3 separate regions of the Homo sapiens genome follow, and regions 2 and 3 are each linked to region 1. The links are chromatin contacts, found by Hi-C or POLR2A ChIA-PET in ENCODE. All regions are on one chromosome and are shown on one strand. The core of a region is the stretch at or near the end of the contact, and the rest is flanking DNA. Distances in the headings are between cores, read along the strand shown. Region 1 overlaps TNFRSF19 (TNF receptor superfamily member 19). Region 2 overlaps MIPEP (mitochondrial intermediate peptidase). Region 3 overlaps LOC124903135 (a long non-coding RNA gene).

The links. Hi-C counts contacts between places; a loop is a spot of excess contacts on that map. ChIA-PET counts read pairs that join two places held with the same protein, here RNA polymerase II (POLR2A). Pooled maps may share reads with other maps.
Region 2: a loop to region 1 is called in a pooled map, with 2.0 times the contacts of the local background. The contact joins two enhancer-like sites. A Hi-C loop is called at or near these places in 2 of 50 pooled maps. POLR2A ChIA-PET finds 5 or more read pairs at or near these places in 3 of 52 experiments (CD8-positive, alpha-beta T cell, IMR-90 and Panc1).
Region 3: a loop to region 1 is called in a map of HepG2, with 9 times the contacts of the local background. The contact joins two enhancer-like sites. A Hi-C loop is called at or near these places in 1 of 168 maps with a recorded cell type or tissue (HepG2) and 2 of 50 pooled maps. POLR2A ChIA-PET finds 5 or more read pairs at or near these places in 2 of 52 experiments (Caco-2 and HEK293T).

Annotation. Positions count from the first base shown.
Region 1 is chr13:23,655,356-23,658,480 of GRCh38, forward strand. The region is part of intron 5 of TNFRSF19 (TNF receptor superfamily member 19); the gene reads left to right. Among named protein-coding and RNA genes, the nearest start is that of TNFRSF19, 87 kb to the left of the region's middle. Within about 2 kb of position 1,461, at least 2 of the 41 ENCODE cell types and tissues checked have a DNase peak (open chromatin) inside an H3K27ac peak, as active enhancers do; they include IMR-90, where a contact is called at or near this core.
Region 2 is chr13:23,793,506-23,796,509 of GRCh38, forward strand. The region is part of intron 16 of MIPEP (mitochondrial intermediate peptidase); the gene reads right to left. Among named protein-coding and RNA genes, the nearest start is that of PCOTH, 94 kb to the right of the region's middle. Within about 2 kb of position 1,251, at least 5 of the 41 ENCODE cell types and tissues checked have a DNase peak (open chromatin) inside an H3K27ac peak, as active enhancers do; they include IMR-90, where a contact is called at or near this core.
Region 3 is chr13:23,509,633-23,512,930 of GRCh38, forward strand. The region is part of intron 1 of LOC124903135 (a long non-coding RNA gene); the gene reads left to right. Among named protein-coding and RNA genes, the nearest start is that of LINC00327, 42 kb to the left of the region's middle. Within about 2 kb of position 1,444, at least 3 of the 41 ENCODE cell types and tissues checked have a DNase peak (open chromatin) inside an H3K27ac peak, as active enhancers do.

The DNA of each region.
Region 1 (3,125 bases), core at 211-2,710:
AGGGTAGTGCTAACATTATGGTGGAATTTAATAACTTAATTGGTTAGAGTAAGAAATATTTTGTATTCCAGAAAAGTTAAAAACTTTCCAAGGCATGTGGACCTTCCTATTTCCACTTCTTCAGAAGTACTTTCGGAATCCTAATAAGATACGGGCAGAATTCCTGGCTGGCATTCAGTCTGCTTAGTGAACTAGAATGGGGCATTTAGTCAAGGCATGTGAGTGGAAAGAATCTTTCATCTCAGTATCATTGCCACAGGTTAGCAAAACAATACCTTTTCCTTTAGCGTAGATAAGTTCTTTTCTTAGGAATTATCAGCAATATCTCAATTAACAAAAACTTTATAGAGTGGAAGCCACTTTATATAGCTAGTATAAATCTGCCCCCCCCCCTTATTTTTGGTTTTGTTTTGTTTTTGTTTTTGTTTTTGTTTTTTGCTGCTCAAGTCATAAAGAATTATAAGAAAATAGTTTTTTTACTAGAAACTAAAAAGAATTAGTTTCTAGAGCTGTTCTAAAATCAAATGATATTCAGTTCAATCTCCTATTTATGTCTGCATTGCTATATGTGACAAAGCTAAAAATGATGAACTAAAAATGACGAACCCATTTCCTAGAAAAAAAGAATGTTTGCTCTGAGTGTTACCATAAACTCATACATATAAACAAGAATCAAGAAGGCAGTTTCCAGAGCCCTACTTCCCATGAGCACTCTCTGAGGGTGTTTGGATCAATAAGATGCCTGTTGTTATATAGGTGTCAAAAATCAAGAAGTAAAACTTGTATATTTTTCTTGTTCATCTTTAGATGTCACTGCCTGGGGAAATGTGTGGAGAAGGGGCATATTGGATGTACTTTTCCTTTAAAATTGATATTACTGTGGCAACTATATATCATTGACATTACAGTATTGTGCCCTATAGTATTAGATATGTGTTAACAAGACACGTTTAGAGAACATAAATCCTGAGTTACAAACCACCAAATTAAGAAGAAAATCTCCACTTTTGGGACATTTTAACCTATCTGTAAGTTAGAGACAGTTCCTTTTATATTAAGGAAAATAAGTTGACGAATGTATTATAGAAGGATTTTAAACAATAAGAACTTAAAGGACTCTAATTATGATACTACTTTAACCCAAAATCCCTATTCTTACCAGGATTTTTCTGAATATCCAGTTTTGTGTCAATTGATGAGCTTAATGGTTACAACAGTTGAGAACTTTGAAGTCCTCCACTCAAATCATGTATTAAGCTTCATTTTTACGACAGCTATTGCCAAAACCCCATATTGTGTAGGGCTGGGTTATTTGAGCAAAAATTTAAGCTAAGGAGACTCTTCTCCCTCTGAAGTGAACGCCTTCCTCACCAATGTAAATGACAGCTTCCCACAGCTTCACCATTTGGTCCAGATGGATAATGCTTTCATTTCCAAGTCACTTCCCCTTCTCTGTGGCTGCTATTTCAACTTGCGTGGGATGCAAGTTCCTCTCCAGTTATGCATTTTCAGTGTTTGCACAGCTGTGCTTGTGCTCATATGGCCTTTTGTGACTCTGTCCAGTGATAGAGGCTGTTTCAGATTAGATTTAATCTCTATCAGGTCAGGGTTGTAATTTTTTTTAGCTTGCTGTATAATGAACATTTAGTGTGTGCCGTTTGCTTATTATAGTGTTCTATAGAGTTAGAAGTGATGAAATATATTTTGTGAATATTAAACATGTTTACAAATAAATGTCCTTTAAAATGTATGATTGGATTATGAGCCTTATTCATCTAAGCCCAAAACATATGGTGTGTGTGCCTTCCCAGATGGCAATAAGAGACTTTTATATGTGTGGCCTAGAATCACTGAGACTGGAAATACCAAGACTCATGCTCCAAGATGATAGTTCCTGCTATCCTGTTTTTATGATTCAGTAATATTAACCCAAGTGTTTCTCTCTGGGGCTGTAGTCTCAGGTGTCATACGATCTTATTGGGAGTGAGGGGTGTGTAGCCAGGGAGAAGGAGAAAGGCACCAGATGACAAATTGGCTTGTGTTTAGGTGCCATCTTGTACAAATATAGACACAGACCTTCAATCTCTAGAGTTGCAGTGTCCATTATGATAGCCATTAGCCACATGTGGCTACTGAGCATTTGAAGTGTGGCTAGTCTGAATTCAGATGAGCTGTGTCTTTAAAACCACACCGGATTTTAAAATTTTAATACAAAATAGAGAACGCAAAATATGTCATAAATAATTTTTATATTGAATACATATTGAAATGCAATATTTAAGATATATTGGCTAAGTAAAATAGACTAAAGTTAATTTTACCTGTTTCTTCTTCTTCTTCTTCTTCTTTTTTTCTTGAGACAGAGTCTCGCTCTGTCGTCCAGGCTGGAGCGCAGTGGTGCGATCACAGCTCACTGCAGCTTCATAGGCTCAAGGGATCCTCTCAATTCAGCCTCCCAAAGTGCTGGGATTACAGGCATGAGCCACCGCACCTTGCCTCTCTTTTACGTTTTAAATGTGGTTCCTAGACAACCTGAAATGACATGTGAAGCACACATTATACCTCTACCTGGAGTAATCTTCAGTCGAGGGGAGGCTCCTGTGGTGAGCAGCACCTGCCGGGGAAGCAGAGTGAGGGCCCCTCAGCTCACTCAGGGCATCTGCTTGGGAAAGAGAAAATGTAACTGCCCCTCTGTGTAGATTCATGCCCCTTTTAAATCCATTTCTCTCATTATTTTGGGGTTAGTTAAGTAGGATATGCTGTTTAACTGCACTAGATATAGATCTCTGATTTAAATGAGTTTGTTTATCCTGGTACCCTCAGGATAGTTTTAAAATGGTAATTACTATCATCATCATTACAGTGGCTAATGATTCTACAGCACAGCCAGTCCCACACACTTTACATAACACATGAGCCAGTCACTATTATTACCTCCATTTGAACAGATGGCAACTTGAAATTCCAGTCAGTGTCTCAAGGTCACACAGGTAGAGGTTGACCCAGGCCATGGGGTTCAGAATCTGCCCTGAACCACAAAGCAGTACTGCCCTCTAAAATAAGATCTATTTCTTGACTTTCTTAGCACATGACTATGCCGGCCTTTCCATAGTGTAATAACAGTA
Region 2 (3,004 bases), core at 1-2,500, 140 kb after region 1:
TGTGTACTTTATGTACATTATATCTCAATAAAAATGTAAAAACATTTCTCAGTAAATATTTATTGGGTACATACTACTAACTGTTCAGGGCCCTGGGAAAACAATAAACAAATCAGAAATGAGCCATGCTGTTCTTTGAGGTTCACTCCAGTTGGGAAGATAGAAATGAATCAAATGGCATCAATACATTATAAACTGAGATGACCCATCTTAAGGGAAGGACCCCAGCCCTGGGAGACTGTAACAGAGGCTGGCCAGGTCTGGAGAAATGATGGTTCAAGCAGAAGGCAAAGGGAGCAGAAAGAGAGCACTCCAGGCAGCAGAAACAAGTGCCAAGACTCCAGTGCCAAAGGAAGCAGGCTGTGTCCTGCTGGAGGAAGCTTGGGTGACCAGACCACGCAGGAACTTGCAAGTGGGCAAAGGACTCTGGCCTTTAGCTTAAGATCAATGGAAGCCATTGAGGGTTTTAAGGGAAGGGACGTCACACTCAAATCTGTATTTAGAAAAGACCTCACTAATGTTGTGTGGATTTGAGAGTTGTATAGCAGATACTTCCTAGGACGCTCATTAGGGGAAGACTGTGAGTCCAGTCTAGAGCTGCTCTATCCATGAGAAAAGGCAAGAAGAATATTAAGAGGAGGAAGTGACTGAGAACTGCAGATTTTATGTCTTTAAATTTATGTTGAACCGAGGTAATTCATCTTCAAATCAGTGTGATATAGTACCCCAGGCTGCCTCCAGAGAAAGGGACCTGAGGAGGAGGGAGACTGTATTGTAAAGCTTTTGACACCCTGTGATTTTTTAATCATGCATATGTATTACTTACTCAACATAAAATTAAAATTAAAAATTAACAACACTCAACTGGAGCCTTCCTCATATTGCTAACGCTGCCTTAACTCCCTGTTGGTGATAAGGCATAAAGGTAAAGAGGCATCACAATGGTCCCTGTGTCCGGCTCTCATTCCTTGTGAGTAAAAACGGGACTTACCTCAGAAAATTACCAGAGAAAACGCTTCCTGAAATAGAAACAGCCTAAATCTAAAAGACACATGTGCATCATTTAAGATACAAAAGTTTACCTGGTAAAGAAATAACTTCTACTAATAGCCTGGATTTTTAGTTCCTTATATCTAGCTTGTCAAATTGCAGGCCGAGAAGAAAAAAAGGGCAGCATTATTCATGAAAACCAAGACAAAAATGAAAGTTGGTGATTTGGCTCAAAGGACCATATTAAAAAAACAACCGGGTAGTCATAATTTCCTCATGTTTTAAATCACTGAAATCTAGAGTTGCAGCTGTCCCACAAACTGAAACCATATAAATTTTTAGAAAATGAGTCAATCATGAGATTAAAGTTTCAATTTATAACACTTCTGTGTTTTAGTTACAAAGTCATAAATAAACCTAGCATGACACAGAAAGTAAATATTTTTTCAGTTGTTTATGCAGGCAAAGAGGAAAGAAATTTAACATGCAATTAACCACTTAGGTGTTTCTAGATATGCACCATATGGTCTTTCTTCGTATTTAAGATAAAAACAAAAATAAATATTGTTTTCTTTAACCTGATGTTTGCTTAGCAACATCAAATATTCCAAGCTAGCTCAGCCCAGGCACTAACTTCACCTCATGGAAGAGACTTTCCATTTGCAGGAGAGCTGGGGCATAAGAATAGGAGGAAACTTCTTCCCCAGGGCGAAGAAAAAAAAAAAGAATAGGAGGAATAAGCATTTTTACCAAATAGTTTAAATTGAATACTCTGGAGAGAGAGCAGTAAATATTTAACCCGCCTGGGGCTCCAGTCCTATTGTTTAATAGACAATATATTTGTTTATACATTTAAAAACAGACCCTTATGCCATTCTTTCAACCAACATCTGAACAAGTGTGGGATAAAAATAGCCAAGGTCCAAAGCAACCCTAAGATTTCTGTATAAGGACTCCCCATATGATCACGGTTACTTACCTGTCTTAGTTTAAAAATAACTAATGGGAACAATCTGATTGACATTTTAATCTAGATGACAGAAATCACTTAATGGATAATTATTTTCTTATCTTCATGTCTTATCAACTATTCTAAAATTAACGCTTTTAAGGTAAAATCATTATATACTTGATGCTACATGAGGTCAATACGTGGTGCTACACTTTTATATTAACAACTGAAATAAAGTTGTAAAGTCACCCATGAACAGCTTTAAGATATACAGTTAAAATTAAAAACACAAAAACATTTGAGAAGCTGAGGTAGGAGGACCACTTGAGGCCAGGAGTTTAAGACTAGCCTGTGAAACATAGTGAAACCTCATCTCTACCAAAAAAAAAAAAAAAGCTGGGAGTGGGGTGTGGTGATGAGCGCCTGTAGTCCTAGCTACCTGGGAAACCGAGACAGGAGGGTCAGTTGAGCCTTGAGGTTAAGGCTGCAATGAGCCATAATCATGCCAATGCACTCCAGCCTAAGTGATGGAGCAAGACCCTGTCATACATATACACACACAATTGTTAATATGCTTGAGTGTTTAAATGTCACCTATCTTCATATATTATATATATATGTGTGTGTGTATATGTATATACATGTATGCTCTATATATCGAACAAAGAAGCTCTTAAAAATTGACTATCGGCAGGATGCAGTGAGTCACGCCTGTAATTCCAGCACTTTGGGAGGCCGAGGTGGGCGGATAACTTGAGGCCAGGAGTTCAAGACCAGCCTGGCCAATATGGCGAAACCACATCTCTACCAAAAATACAAAAATTATCAGGGCGGTGGTGCATGCCTGTAATCCCAGCTACTGGGGAGGCTGAGGCATGAGAATTGCTTGAACCGGGGAGGCAGAGGTTGCAGTAAGCTGGCATCGTTCCACTGCACTACAGCTTTGGCAACAGAGCGAGACTCCATCTCAAAAAAAAACCAAACAAACAAAAATTGACTATCAAGGGAATGAGAGAACAGGAAAGAAAAGAAACTCTAGTAGTAATAATATATTAAAGCATT
Region 3 (3,298 bases), core at 194-2,693, 150 kb before region 1:
CTCGTGATCTGCCTGCCTCGGGCTCCCAAAGTGCTGGGATTACAGGCGCGAGCCACCGCACCAGGTCAGGTGTACCATTTTTTATCTTTTATACCGTATTTTTACTATACCTTTTCTGTGTTTAGACATGTTTAGACGCACACATGCTTACCATTGTGTTACAACTGCCTACAGTATTTGGTAGGGTCACATGCTGTGCAGGTTTGTAGCCTAAGAGCAAGAGGCCATACCACACAGCCTAGGTGTGTAGTAAGCTCTACCAACTAGGTTTGTGTAAGTGCACACTATGATGTTTACACAACAATGAAATCGCCTAACGACACATTTCTCAGCCTGCATCCCTGTCGTTAAGCAACACATGATTGTGCAAAGGAGATTTGGGTGCATGTCTCTCACCCAAAGTACGGGCCAGTTTCTTTGAAGGTAGGAGCGCTATCTTCATTTTTGTGTCTCCTCTAATGTCTTTCAAGTACAGACCCTTTACAATGTAACTATTCAACAAGTGTTGAGTGAAGTGAAACAGAATGGGATAGAGTGGTAGCAATGCATGAAAGAGACTGGAGACTAAGGATGGAAGGGGGATTGCCGGCAACAATCAAAAGAAACTCACAAAAATAGAGTCAGAGAATCAACAAATTTGTTCTAATCATGCATTGCATCGAATTAGAAAACAGGATGACTCTTCCTTAAGAAAAGTATTTGAATTCCATCATATTTACTCATAAACCACTACTCCCTCATGCAAGATAAGGTTTGTGTGTGGGAAAGGAAGAAAAGGAATATTCCAGTTCTGAACTCCAGGTGCACCACTTGCAGCTTTGATAGTTTCTCACTCCTCAGTCCACATTTCCTGCCATAGAGTATCAAAGAACAGTGGTAGAGATGGGTTGAATCTGAAATTGTTGTGGGCAAAGTCTTCAGTCTGTTTGACTCCCTATTAAATGAGTTCAGATTATTCATCCCTGCAGAGAAAAGGAAAAGCCAATTTCCTTCTGAGCAGCAAAATGAGCACAATAAAAATGTCTCAATGTGTTCTCTGGAAATCTCACCCAGAAAGCCACTTCACACTCTCAAGGTAGAACATGAAACTCCTAGATTGTTCCAGAAGTCTTGCTCAATCGGGAACATCTAAATGGTTCCTTGGCAATAAGCAAACAAACAAATGCATAAATGATGTTGCTTCAGCATTTTAAAATAAGAGTAGCCTAGACATGCTTTCCAAAAAAAGATTAGTCTGTATGTTAGAAATGAGTACTAGATAGCCTGTCTCTTAATCACTGAAAATAATATTCTCTTTCTCACTAACATAATCCAGAATAATCTTCTCATATTGTTATGACACTTTCAGAAAGAAACCACCTGTGTGTATCACCTGGCACAATTTAAAACTTGTTAACAAGGTGGTGACAAGGAATTGGATGCCAGGCAGGAGTGGTAGCTACATGTTCCCACCAAAGTCAGTTTTGATCTCCCTGTGCCTTGCTCACTAGCAGTTTAAGCGTGTGACTTTTCTTCAATGAGCAGCAAGATCACTGTTCTTTGCCAGCAGGTGGTGCAAAAATCTTTTTGCAGAAGTACTATTCACAGAAAAGCATAGGTCACCTCAGTGGGGACTCATGGAACACATGACCATCGCTTCTGGAAGAAGCAATGACTAGGCTCTTTATTTAATATCAATTTATGTTACTTCCAGAATGAACCACCTCTTCCCCATCCCAACCACCCTGCCACAATGGTTCCAACACACTGGGTTGTAAAGACTTGATTCGTGTTAGCCATTTTGACAATCCCAAATGTCCTATTTCGGAGCTCTCACCTCATTCCATCTGCTTCCCCTAGATGCCTGAAGTTGACTACAGCCCTGCAGTAGACCATTAGCCATTCCCCAGAGAGGCCAGCTATCTGTAACTTGACTCCATGAGCCCCACCCTCTTCCTCTCACTCTGTCTGGTAGGATTAAAGTGGGGGCTCTGGGTTTGCTGGCCTAAATCCCATTCTCCACCTTAGTCTCTGCATCCTAGAGATGGGATCCAGTGCAATCAAAAGTGGTCAAAAGCAATTCACTGTTGTTATTATTTAACAACAGAAATATTGGACTGTGAGACATATTGTAGAGAATAAACTAAAAATGTTAGCCACTTTGTAAATAAAAATGATCATAGAAATTCTGAACACTTTAAGATCCACTTGATTATCTCCTATATAATCTCAGTCAAACTTCTTAACTCTTCTGTGCCTCGATTTATGTCTTTATTTACTGGGCATAATCTATTTTTGCCACTTGACAAGAGAGAATGTGGGGAAGTCTAATACACTGTAAGCACCAGAGAAGAAAGAATCAACGATACCCATATTCAATCCTTAGTCTCTGTGCCAGGCAGTGTGCCAAGGACTTTCACAAACTTTGGTAAAACAGCTACAAAGGGGTAGTGCCAGGATTCAAATCCAGGTTTTCTGCCTCCCAATGCTTCTCCCACTTCCTATGCCAATTCATAAACCCTAAATCAATCCCAGGTCACAGGCTCCAGTATTCAGATTCTAGAGAACCCATAGGTTGAAGATGATCTTCAATGCCATGATCCTCCTTTGCTGCAGAGAACACCACTCTCACAGCCTGCTGACCAGGAAAGACCGTCCCCCCTCACCTGCCACCAATACATGCCCACAACTTGCTTTAAAATCACTCTGACTTTACAAATGAAAAAATGATCCTGGAAGGACTGGACATTCTGCTCCCCATCACAGAGACAGCTGACTGTGATCTTCTTCCCTTCAACTTAGAGCACCAGAGGTCTAAGTTCTCAGACTCCAGTAGGAGAACAGACAAATTGTCTCTCACTCGTCACCCTTCTATGATGGTCAAAGATGTCTTTGGGTAAACTGGATAGCCCTTAAGTGATCTCTTTGCCCTGGGACCACTTCCAGGATCTTCCCCTTCAGCTTCAAAGCCTACACTGAGTCTCTGTGGCCACCCCCACAGCTCCCTTCTCTTCTCTGCATCTGCAGTCCAGCCTAGCCCAACCCGCCCTCCGCCTTTCCTCTGTGCTCACCATTGAGGCTGTGCAGGAGCTACACTGGGAACCTGAACAGTCTTCCTGCCCCAGCCCCTCAGGTTCCTAGGCTCTGAGACTAACCCCCACCTTATTTAGTTACGGTTCGAACACTCCTTTGCATTTCTATCATTTACCTTTCACAGAGCAGGGAAGGCAGCTCAATTTCATCCCCAAAAGTTACTTTCTCCAACCTAATTCTCACCAAACACACAATCTATATGCTCTGTTAGTGCAGTTCCTAAATT